Regions from separate parts of the Mus musculus genome. Here region 2 is linked to region 1. A link is a loop called in an ENCODE intact Hi-C map of the cell type or tissue named here. Cell type or tissue: left cerebral cortex. All regions are shown on one strand. Links, peaks and the distances in the headings refer to the core of each region. The heading gives the core; the rest is flanking DNA.

Region 1 (5,376 bases), core at 154-5,153:
TTTCATAATAATGTTAATTATGCATATCTTATTTTAATGGCGGCCTCTCCTACAATTCTGTGGGCTACTCAGTTTGCACAATATATGAATTGACATTTTTCTCCATTGAATATTGCTCAAGAAAAGGTCCCTGACATTTTCTAGATAAAACAACAACAAAACAAGAAATGCCTAGACCTTGCAGCAAACAAAATCAGGAAACAGTCATAATTATTCCATCAAAGCAAAACACACACACAACACACACAACACACACATACACACACACAACATAACAAAAAACAGAAAAAAGACCGGCAGGATTTCACTCTAACTTTTCCAATTTCTGTTTTTCTTTAAAATCTCAGGAGTTAAATGCAGTAAAATGTAAATGTAAAAATTTAAACCTACAATTTTTGGGTGTGTCCAAAGCCAACATTTTAGGATCTATTTTCTCTCCTAAATCCTTCTTTCTTGGAAATGGAAAAACTTTGAACGCTGCCAAATGGCAAAATTAGTCATTTTTGCCTACGGAGCAAAACAAGCCGCAAATTATAATGAAACACAATTTCTAATTGCTTCATAAAGCCAATTCTCCCAGCTTTCCCTAAACTGAACTATTTCCCCCCTTTTCTCATTCCAATTACTATTTTTTTTTTACTCAAATTAAAATAACTTAGGTACCTAAACTGCCTTTGCTTTTAGGAGGTATTTTTGCTTTCTCCCCTTCAAGAATTGAATTCATTCAAATTCCAGCTTAATTTTCATTTACATATTATCTGGATTTGGCTTCAGAAATAAAATTGTCTCCATGTCCTTTCAATGATCAAAGTGAAAATTTTCACTCCAAAAAAGATAGAAAAAAAGAATCTTTCCCACATCCACCAGTTTGTAGATGAAACTTTGGAATAAATAAGAAATAAAAAATATTTCTTTTCAATTTTAATTTCTTTTTTTTTTTATTTACAAAATAGTATCCTCTAGGTGGCGTCGTTTTAATGGGAAAAAACTACCGTTTGAAGAAAAATTAGAAAAAAAAATTGAGAGAAGGAAATATGGCCTTAAAAAAAAAAAAAAAAAAAAAAAAAAGATTGTTGCAAAGATTGGGGGCCTGGAAGGAAAGCTCTCCTGGGGGTCACCAAGGACCATGAGAGCAGAGAGGGTCAAGGGGAAATTGCAAATTTCGGGGGAGGGGGAGATCTGGAAGAAGGTTGCATTTTCGCAAAATCTGAATTGTCCAAACTGCAATGGCTGCTCCGTGCTCTCGCCGCTTTGTTTCTGGGCTCCGGTCCGAGCTGGGGGCCGCGGGGGGCGGCGGGGGACGCCGGGTGAGGGGTCCCCATTAGCCTCGGCCGCCGCCCCCGCGTCGCCCGCGCCCCGCAGCGTCCCGGGGGGCCGCTCCCGCACCCCGGCCGCCCGGCCCCACTCCGGATCCCCCCGCCGGCGCCCGCGCTCGCCATCCCGCGGGGCTGCTGCGGCCCCCGCCCTGGCCCCCGCCCCGGCCCCGCGTTACCTGCGGAGCTGCCGCGCCGTCCGGCTGGCTCATCGGTCCGTGCGGGAGGAGGCGGCCCCGGCGCGTCCTGCTCCTCCCGGGCCGGGCTGCGCCGCGCGCACAATGCCGCTGCCACCGCCGCCGCCGCCGCCGCCGCTGCTGCCGCTCCCTCCTCCGCCCGCCCCGCGCGGGCCGGGGGGCGGGGGCCGGGGGCGCCGGGGGGGACCGCCGCGGGGACCGCAGATCGCCCCGCCGGCCCGCGCCCGCCGCGCTGCACCGCGCCCCGCACCGCCCCCGCCGGCCTCCGAGCCGCTGCGGGCCCCCGGCCTCTCCTCGGCCTCCGCCGCGGGCCTCCGCGACGCCCCACGCCTCACACAAAGCCGCCGGTCCCCCGCGCCGCCGGCGGCCCCCCAAACTTTCCCGCGCCAGCCTCGCGCGCGGGGCATTTGCTCGCGTGGGGCGGAGGTGGGGGCACAGAAAAGTTTTGGGGAGCGGCCTCTGGTGGGACAGAAGGGGTTAATGGGAACGCCTCTCCCCTCCCCACAAGCTCTCCCCCCCCCCCAAATCAGATCGATTTTTTTTTTAAATAAAAGTTTTGAGGAACGAAACTGGAAAGCTTCCTGGGAATATTCGGTAGCCTAGGCTATACCTAGCTCCCCCCTCCCCGTCCTCGCAGATAAGTTTGAGAACTGAGGGCCAAGGGGACCCTCTCTAACCCCCATCAAGTCTGAATATAAATTTACTATTTGAGGAGCCTCTCTTCTGTTTGATGTCAGTGAAGTCACTTTTTTACCCTCCCCCGCCAAAAAAAGTAAAAGTATTAAAAAAAAAAAAAAAACACAAAACCTGACCCTATGGAAGGAGATGTTGAAGGTTGAACAAGGGTCAGCCCCTCCCCCCCCCCCCCCCCCCAGTTAGAAAAGGAAAATTTTGACTTATCCCTCTTACTTGAACTGAAAGGTTAAAGAGGCCTGCTCTTTCAAAAGTCCTAAACTATAAAAATACAAAATGTTTCTTATATGAGAGCTTCCTCTTTATGACTTAGGAAGACTTAAGGGTTTGTTTCTGTCCTCCTACTCCCAAAATAGACTTAAAAATAATAAATCAGAAAGACCTGGCCTATATGAAAACTAGAGAGACCCCTGGATTCTTCTCCCACAGCTAGTTGAGTTTTAGAATAAGAAGTTGAAGAATTGCCATGTATCAGATGAGAAAGGAACCAATGTGTTTCCTTACCCTTCCCTTGAGAAAAAAAAAATAAGGATAGGATTGTTTTATGGAAATTAAGGCTAGTTAAACGGGTGCTTTTTCTGACTCCACCTTAAGAAAACATGTGTAGGAGCTTTTTAAAGTTTAAAGAGCAAACTCCTCTAAACAGAAAGGGCTCTAGAACTGTCCGTCCCCTTAGAACCCTTCTTCTTCCTTCAAGTTAGTTTTTAAAGACACCACTCTCCTGGAAGAATCAGTCTGTGGGAATTTGGCCCTCCGTAGAAGAAAAACAGTGAAGAACCCCACTTTTCAAACCCCAGCCTGGTAAATACATAAGAAGTTAAGCAGCATCTTCCAGTTACATCTGGAAACCTCTAAAGTCAGTGATTGATTTGAGATTTAAAAGTACCCATTTCTTTTTCCCCTGCTTATCGCGTATGTTCTTGGAAGAGATCTGGCAGCATCTTCCAAGGCCCGTGTGGATCAAGTGGGAAGCAGAGCTGGCAGTTGGGCAAGCCTGGCAAAGCTCTGCCTGCTTGCCTCACCTCCTCCTAGATACTAGAGCCTTAAACTGTTTTCAGAGTATCTGCCTCCTGGCCAGGCCTGCTCCTCTGCCCAAGCTAAGGCTGATAGGATTCCCTGGAATGGTAAGGAAGGAGATCAACGCAGTGGGATGGTTATCAAGAGAAAAGCCCTTCTTTGAGAGTCAGGAAAGGGGGGTACAGTAACTGTTCACTGAGCAGTTACTGTATATATATGGGAGGGGGGGCAGATAAACTGTCAAGAAGAGCTTGCCCTAGCCCTTCTCAAATTTGAACCACCCAGATTGGCTGGTCTCACCCTGGAGTTCTTACTTCATTCTGTTGAGGTAAGGAACTGATAGTTTACATTTCCATCAAGTGTCCCGGCAGCTGCTTCCCTAAAAACATCCTCTTGCAAACCACTGTAGTACCTGAACAAGGTAAAGAGGAAGGGCCTGGTCCACTCCAGGAGCACAGCAATGATTCCAAGTTATACCTGATTGGCTGGTGATTCTCCCTGCAGGATCTTCGTCAGATAGAGGGGATAGCAGGAGTTTGAGTTCCCAGGTCCTTAAGTCATAGTTTTAGGGATCCAGAAAATAACCACTAAACAAAACTTTACCTACATGTCCATTTGAACGGAGAAAGTATCTTCCCAAAAGGGAGTGCTAGACTGCCTGTCACCTCTAGCCTGTGAAATCCCATGGTCCTATGCAGCCTTTTCTTTCCAGAATCATTGCAAATACCTTCTGCCTCTCCATAACCCAGAGATTAGATGACCTGAACATTCTGTCAGCGCATTTGACAGAGAGCCCCCCTCAACCCCAGTATTCAGCAACAATGTATATTCAGCAACAATGTATAAAGACGCTTCCCCCTGGAGTCAGAGACGCAGAGAAGGTGTTCTGATTGACGCTATCTTGCCCAGGCCTTGGAAGGGATGCTAAGGGCAATGCCATCTAAGCTTAAGAAACCCAGGTTATAATTGAACCCACACATTCCCTAAAGCCACTGCAGAAACAACACAGTCACCCGCAGTGACTGTGTAGCATCACAGCAAACAGGACACATGTGCAACACAGAGAGCGCCTTTGGATCTCCAGGAGCAAGATAGCTGCACTCTAGGACCCACTGGAGACCCATGCTGGCAGAGAACAATGGCGCCATGACCAGTGTGACAAAGAGACGCAAATCAAGTCACACAGAAGGCTTTGAGGGGAGGATTCTGACACAGAGGGCCTCTGAGTGGGCTGAAGTAAGGTGGTAGGTAGAAGAGTCAGGGCAGCAGGGCCAAGGCCCAAACTGCCCAGTGATGGGACAGGCAGATTCTTGGGTGCTGCATTGGCACAGCGAACACTGGTCAATCTAAGAACCCATAGGAAGATACGCAGTACAGCAGGCACCTCCAAAGGCTCCCTCATTTTGAGCCATTTATCAAAGTTTGGAAACATCTGACTCTCCCACATGCAGCTCTCCGTACCCAAAACACCTGGAGTGTGGTGTGACTTCTAGGGAGTCATCCTTCCCAGCAGGGTGACCCTGGCCTCCTGGTATGGGAGGATGAGGGGCAGGAATTCCATTGGCTTGGCTGGTATGGAGACTGCTGCCTTCCTAGACACATTTTAGGAAGTTAACCTGTGTTTCTCACTTATGCCTCAGGGCACTTCCACCCACCCACCCATCATAAAGTAGATGGTGTCATCAAAGTCATTTTGAAGATGAGGCCAGAATTATCTACTTGAGATCACCAAGTCGAGGCCAGAGCCAGGGATGAGTCGGGTAGACCATTACGATTGTCTCTGGCCAATGGGATTATAAAACCCCACCAGTCTTGTGAGCCCTCTTTTTAGTTATAATCAATAGAAATTAATCATGCGAGAAAGGAGACTTGACTCCATCAGTAAACTGCTTAGAACCTGAGTTGCGTTCCAAAACCTATTAAAAAAAATAAAAATACCACAATCACTGCCACCACCACCACAACAAAGCGAGCACTGACATCACACACACACTATTCTCAGCACTAGGGAGGTAGAGACGTGAGGCTCCGTGGGGCTCATTGGCCAGCTGACCCAATTTATTCAGAAAGCTCCAGGCCAGTTAGAGACCTAGCCTAAGAAGAAGAGAAAAGAAAGGTGAGTGATGACACACGAGGTTGTCCTCTGATCTCTACAC
Region 2 (5,376 bases), core at 315-5,314, 110 kb before region 1:
ATACTATATACATACACATATTATACATATACCATACACATACACATAGCATATACATGCACATACCACACACATGCACATGCACATACCACACACATACACATATCATACACATACATATACCATACACATACATATACCATACACATACCATACACATGCATATACACATACATACCATATATATACCATATACATATACATGAACATACCATAAACATACCATACAAATACCATAAACATACACATGCACATACATATACTATACACACACAGAGAGAGAGACACACATAGCATGGAAACACTGTGCTCTGACTGGCATCCTGAACATACTAGTTCTGCATGGGATTTCAACAATACCACGGAGAATATAGTAAGTCACTGAAAAATTTACAAGCAATTTATTCCTGGAACTTTTTTGTTTATTTTTTTGGGGGGGGGATGTAGTTCTGAAACTACAGAAAGTGAAACCATGAGCCAGAGAAAGGGCTGGGGGAGGGGGACTACTGTAACTTGTTGGCTAGGCCACAGGAAACAACCACACTATAGAGAAATCATTCTGAAGCGATGGCTTCAAACAGCAGAGTCTGGAAACCTGACTCTCCCTCACACCAGTTCTCCCTTATCTTCTTCCTGGTCACTGTCCTAGGCATGTGGCCAGTCTCCTGTGCCCTCTGCAAGAGACCCCAGAAACAATCTTCCTCCTCCAGTCTCACCCACCCACTCCACATCCTGCTGCCAGACAGAGAACCCAGTGCCCAGAAGAGAGCAAGCTGCAGCGCACAGCAGCTCTTCACTGCATACAGGTAGTAGTCCTTCACAGCAAAGGACACACCCGTGGTCACCAGACTCTTAATGATGACCACTCTAGTAGAAAACAATCTGGCTTCCACTGTTGCTCAGTTATCACAAACCCCACGGCCTAAGACAACACCATCAAGCAGATCCAAGACCAGAGACATGCAATTTCTGGGAGTGGTGGAGGACAGTCCCAGGTGACACTAGGCGCCTGAGCCAGACAATGTTGTTCTTAGGCACAATTTCTTTACCATCCCACCAAAGCATGCTAATGTATGAAGTTCTACCCAGTTCCTGTAAACAGAGACATCAACTGCCTGGACTTGAGCCCGGCTTCTGCTGTTGCCTCCCGGGGACTGATTTTGCAAACCTTTGCCTTTTAAGGTGAGGTCTCACTATGCTGCCTAGGCCAGTATTACATACTTGAGCTCACTCAACCTTCTGAGTGGCTGGGTCCATCAGCACCACGATACCACGTCAGGCTTCTGGGGTTCAGTTTCTTTACCTGGAGATATCTAAAGCCCATGCAGAAGTGAACTCCATATGCACAGGTGTGTCTTTCCCTATAAGCAGAAAGCTGTGTGTTCACCTGTGCCTCTAAATGCAGCCAGAGGACCACCCTACTTCCTCCAAAGGTGCCATTTACCCTGGTGCTCATGGTTTTACAGACAGTGTTACTGGTTAGAGGAAAAGCCCTCCCCTCGCAGCATGCAAACAGTGCCTTGCTATGACTTAGGCTGTTTTTATTCTCTCCAGGTCGTGCAGATGCAGGGATCTGAAATCAACTACGACATACTGCAAACCTTCCTGGGCCTGTGATCCGCTGCAGAGGCTGAACTGAGATCAAGTCCACCATTCCCTATCAAGCTGCCCTCCCACTGATTACTTAAGTCTCTTGACAGCTTCCTGTCAGTGAATTATCACAGACCCTGCCCTTGGCAACACTTCAGCAGTCTACAGGCATTGGTGTCCACTGCTTTTCTGAGGCCCAGTGACCTGTACTGTCCCTCCCAGTCTCCACCCGACATGCTATATCCTCAGCCGCTTTCCTCTACCCAGCCCTTTCCCCAACTTTGTGCTGAACTCGTTTTCTGGCCACGCCTGTTTGTTCTGTGGAATCTTCATCTCCCTGCACGGAGCAGCCTTGGGGCCTCTCTATGCTTATCCAGGCACTCCTTGGGTGAGCTTGTGAACACGCCAAACCTTTGTTTGCTTGCTTATCTCAGACAAGCTTCTGCTATGTAGCCCAGGCTGGCCTTGAACTCATGAACCTGTCTCAGCCTCCACCTGCGAGAACATGCCAAGTATGCATACCCATATTTGCCTCCAGCTTTCATACTTTTAAATATGTTAGCTTTATTATGATAAAGCTCAGGTTTCCGCCTCGAGCTTGGGGCTGCACTCCACTGTTTGACTTATGTAAGCACCTACTTGACTCCTACTCTGCACCTTCTAATAGTTATCGCAAATCAAACAGATGGCAAGCAGAGCCGCTGTCTGGGGCCGTCCTGCCTCACAAGCTCTTCTCATGGTACTGATGTGAGACATTCCTGTAACTGCAGCTCCCTGAGCTGACTAACAGACAGATGCCACCCTCCAGCACCGCTTGCCTGGACTCCAGACTCATCCTTGACTTCACTTTTCCTCATCTCAACCAACAGGCCCACCATGAGTTCCATCAAGTCCACCTGCCAAGTGTGCCCTGAAACTCCCCTTACAACCTCCGTCACACCTCCACCTGGAGCCATGCCCCCTTTCTGGCTACAGCCTCTCCACTGAGCTGTGATGTATGTTTGACAGAAAGACAGAATGGTGCTGATGCTGACGATCCAGGTCGAGTCAATTCTAGGCTCATAGCTCATTTATTGCTCCTGAGTATTTTCCGACCTACCATCTCCTATAATCTCTTTGTTTACTTATTCTGTTTCTCCAACTAGAATGTGAGCTACAAGAAGGCAGAACTTGGTCTTATTGATTCACTGTCCCCAGAAGAGTGAGGACACATTGCAGATGCTAGCTAAGAGCCTGCTCACTGGGGGGCATCAATGGTAGCACCCATAGCCCCTAATAAGGCCAAGCCCTTTCGATGGACAGCCCATCCCTGTCATTACTGATGGTGTCTCACTTCTGGAATATTTAAAACAGCATGGAGGGATGTCTCTTGCTTGCCGCCCTCTGTGTGTTGTGGGCTGGAGATTTGTCCAAGGAGGCCAATTTTGTGAATGAATGGACCTTGTTCCTTTATTATCAGTTACCTTTACTCTTCTAGATGAAGCACCATTCTCCCTAGGGTCTAAAATGGAACACTTGGATACCTGTCGTACAGTGACATTCTCTCTTCAGACTGTGGGGTTGCCATGGCAAATGTCCCCGAGGGCAGGTTAGGGCCCCTCTCATGAGGCAGAACCCTGCAAGGCTTATCCCACACTAATACACCGTGCTCCAAACCCCAATCTGTACCTATGACTTCCGTGCAACTCTGAAAAACATCCAGACATCTCTGCTCTCTGTGCTTTCTGTAAGTGACTAGGCTCCCACACGTCAGCACGTGCAGAGGTGAAGCCGGTGGTGATGCTGTGGACGGTACACACACCGTGGGGTGTGGCAATGGAGTAGATCTCTATGATGTGTGTCCAGTTGTGGCACCTCACACTGGAAAGCTACTCTCACTATCCCGTGCAGCACCTTACAAGGCAGGCATTGTCTACATTCCAGGAAAGAAGGCAGGGACAGGAATACCAACATGTCCCTGAGCTTCCTAATGACAGAGAGAAGATGCTACCTGGGTCTGCCTGACTCCAAAGCAGAGGCTTCGAACTATTTGGATGGGTTTAGTTTTCATCTCTCAAAGGAAGAGAGGATGGTAAAATACTTGTTGGCTTAATTAACATATGTGGACCTCTAGGAACTCCAAACAGTGACTGGATCTCATCTTTGGCTGCCTTCTTAAGAGTCATGGAGAATCCACTAGACACAGTAGCTATACAGGTATAACACCAAGTGAGGAGTGATGGGATCCTGTCTTCCACAGAGAAAGCTACTCAGGCTTGGTACCCACTGCCAACCACTAATTCTCCCCGATGCTGCTCCCTGATGGCTGCTTGCTACAATGTGTCCTTTGGACATACAGCCAAGAGGCTGGCTTCTGACTGAGAGACTGCAAGGGTGATAAGGACTCTGCAGCAAGGCTCAGGAGAGACAGGGGACGAGCCTGGGACCTGTATTTGCTGGTCTGCCCATTTCCAATCCTTGCTCCATTGCCTGCCCATCAACAACCCTCCAAATTGTCTACGCTTCCACTCCTGTCATATATGGCTGATATATTTTAATAAATAGTCAAGAAGAAAAGATTAAATTAATAGATTAAAACTGTTAATGTATTAAACAACTCTTAACATTCTAGAAACTCGAAATAACCTACAATGCATAAATACATCATTACTTTGAGATAATTCCTAGGCACTTAATTTTCTTCAATGCACGGTGTCAGTCAGCCACAACACTGAGTAATATTGCCGCTCAGAGAGACAGAATAAAGATTTAAATATTAAGAGAAAATTCCCTGGTTAATTGAAAACTAATGTAGGCAATAGCAAGAGACCCTGTCAAGTCACAAATGCTACTGGGGTGTTTTGCTTAAAGCTAGGAGCTTACTTCATGGGCACTGGGGCACATGGGAGGCTGGCCCAGACCTGACTAGTACATGGGATTAGTGCTTATAGCATTGTAAGTAAACATGTGACCTTCTTTTGCCAGTGGGCCTGGCAGTACTGTCTGTGAGCTGCTCCACATGGGTACTGTTCCTTGCTCTCACACCTAATGAGACCACAGCCTCAGACAGTAGTGCCCACACAGCATCCTTTGACGAGGCAGATAGGGAGTAGAAGCCATGCAGGGGTCTGCCCTGCACAGACCTGCTTCAGGACACACAGGCTCAGATAGACCCCAGAGGGCAGGTCCTCTATGGGCAGACTTCACTCAGGGCTCAACGCCAGAATCAACATTCTCTGTCTCCCACTCACCGTATTTCCTGACTAGGCTCTGACTCAGTAGCTCTTTTTCACCTCCTCCCCATCGCCCACGTCTTCCTAGGACTGGCGAAGGGAGACGTCCTCAGAGGATGGCTGCTCTTCCTCCACCCTTTGGTCCCATGCTAGTAGATGCTCTGTAGTCCTCCCCTCTGCTGTGTTCCCTCCCAAGTCCCCAGCCAGACCTTAGTGGGCAATACACCCAACATCTGCTGTACCTAGTCATCTCTCCAGGAGCACCCCGCTCAAGCATGCAGACCTACAGGAGACTCTGCCCTGCTGTCAGCCTCATGAGAGCCCGGAGGATGAGACGCTAGATGCACAGCCAGCTAATACTAGATTCTTTAGCCTGTCCACTGCACCTCTCTTTGTGTGTCACCAGGAATGGTAACGCTGACCGCTAAAACAGTTCAGAAGATTAAAGGCCAGGTGTGTGTGAGGTACCCAGAATGTGACTGCATACAGCTGGCTCTGACTTCTCAGGCTCCATGTCCATATCGTATCTAAGTGATAAAGTAACTCTGTGTGTATGTGTGTGTGTGTGTGTGTG

The links. Hi-C counts contacts between places; a loop is a spot of excess contacts. Peaks named below come from ENCODE experiments on the same cell type or tissue, not always from the same donor. Only the 100,000 strongest peaks of a DNase experiment are listed, where the experiment ranks them.
Region 2: a loop joins it to region 1, with 2.1 times the contacts of the local background. A loop is called at or near these places in 2 of 42 quality-filtered maps.

What each region holds. Positions count from the first base shown.
Region 1 is chr4:62,961,823-62,967,198 of GRCm38, reverse strand. Zfp618 (zinc finger protein 618) reads right to left here and starts at 1,632. Exons shown (of 15, transcript NM_028327.1): 1 at 1,493-1,632. The coding sequence starts at 1,525. In left cerebral cortex, for the core only: a CTCF peak has its summit at 948 (motif pointing right); a DNase peak (open chromatin) is centred at 3,175; H3K4me3 peaks cover 1,251 bases.
Region 2 is chr4:63,068,470-63,073,845 of GRCm38, reverse strand. The region is part of intron 2 of Zfp618 (zinc finger protein 618); the gene reads right to left. Among named protein-coding and RNA genes, the nearest start is that of Ambp, 83 kb to the left of the region's middle. In left cerebral cortex, for the core only: no CTCF peak of the experiment used is centred there; DNase peaks (open chromatin) are centred at 2,320 and 4,862.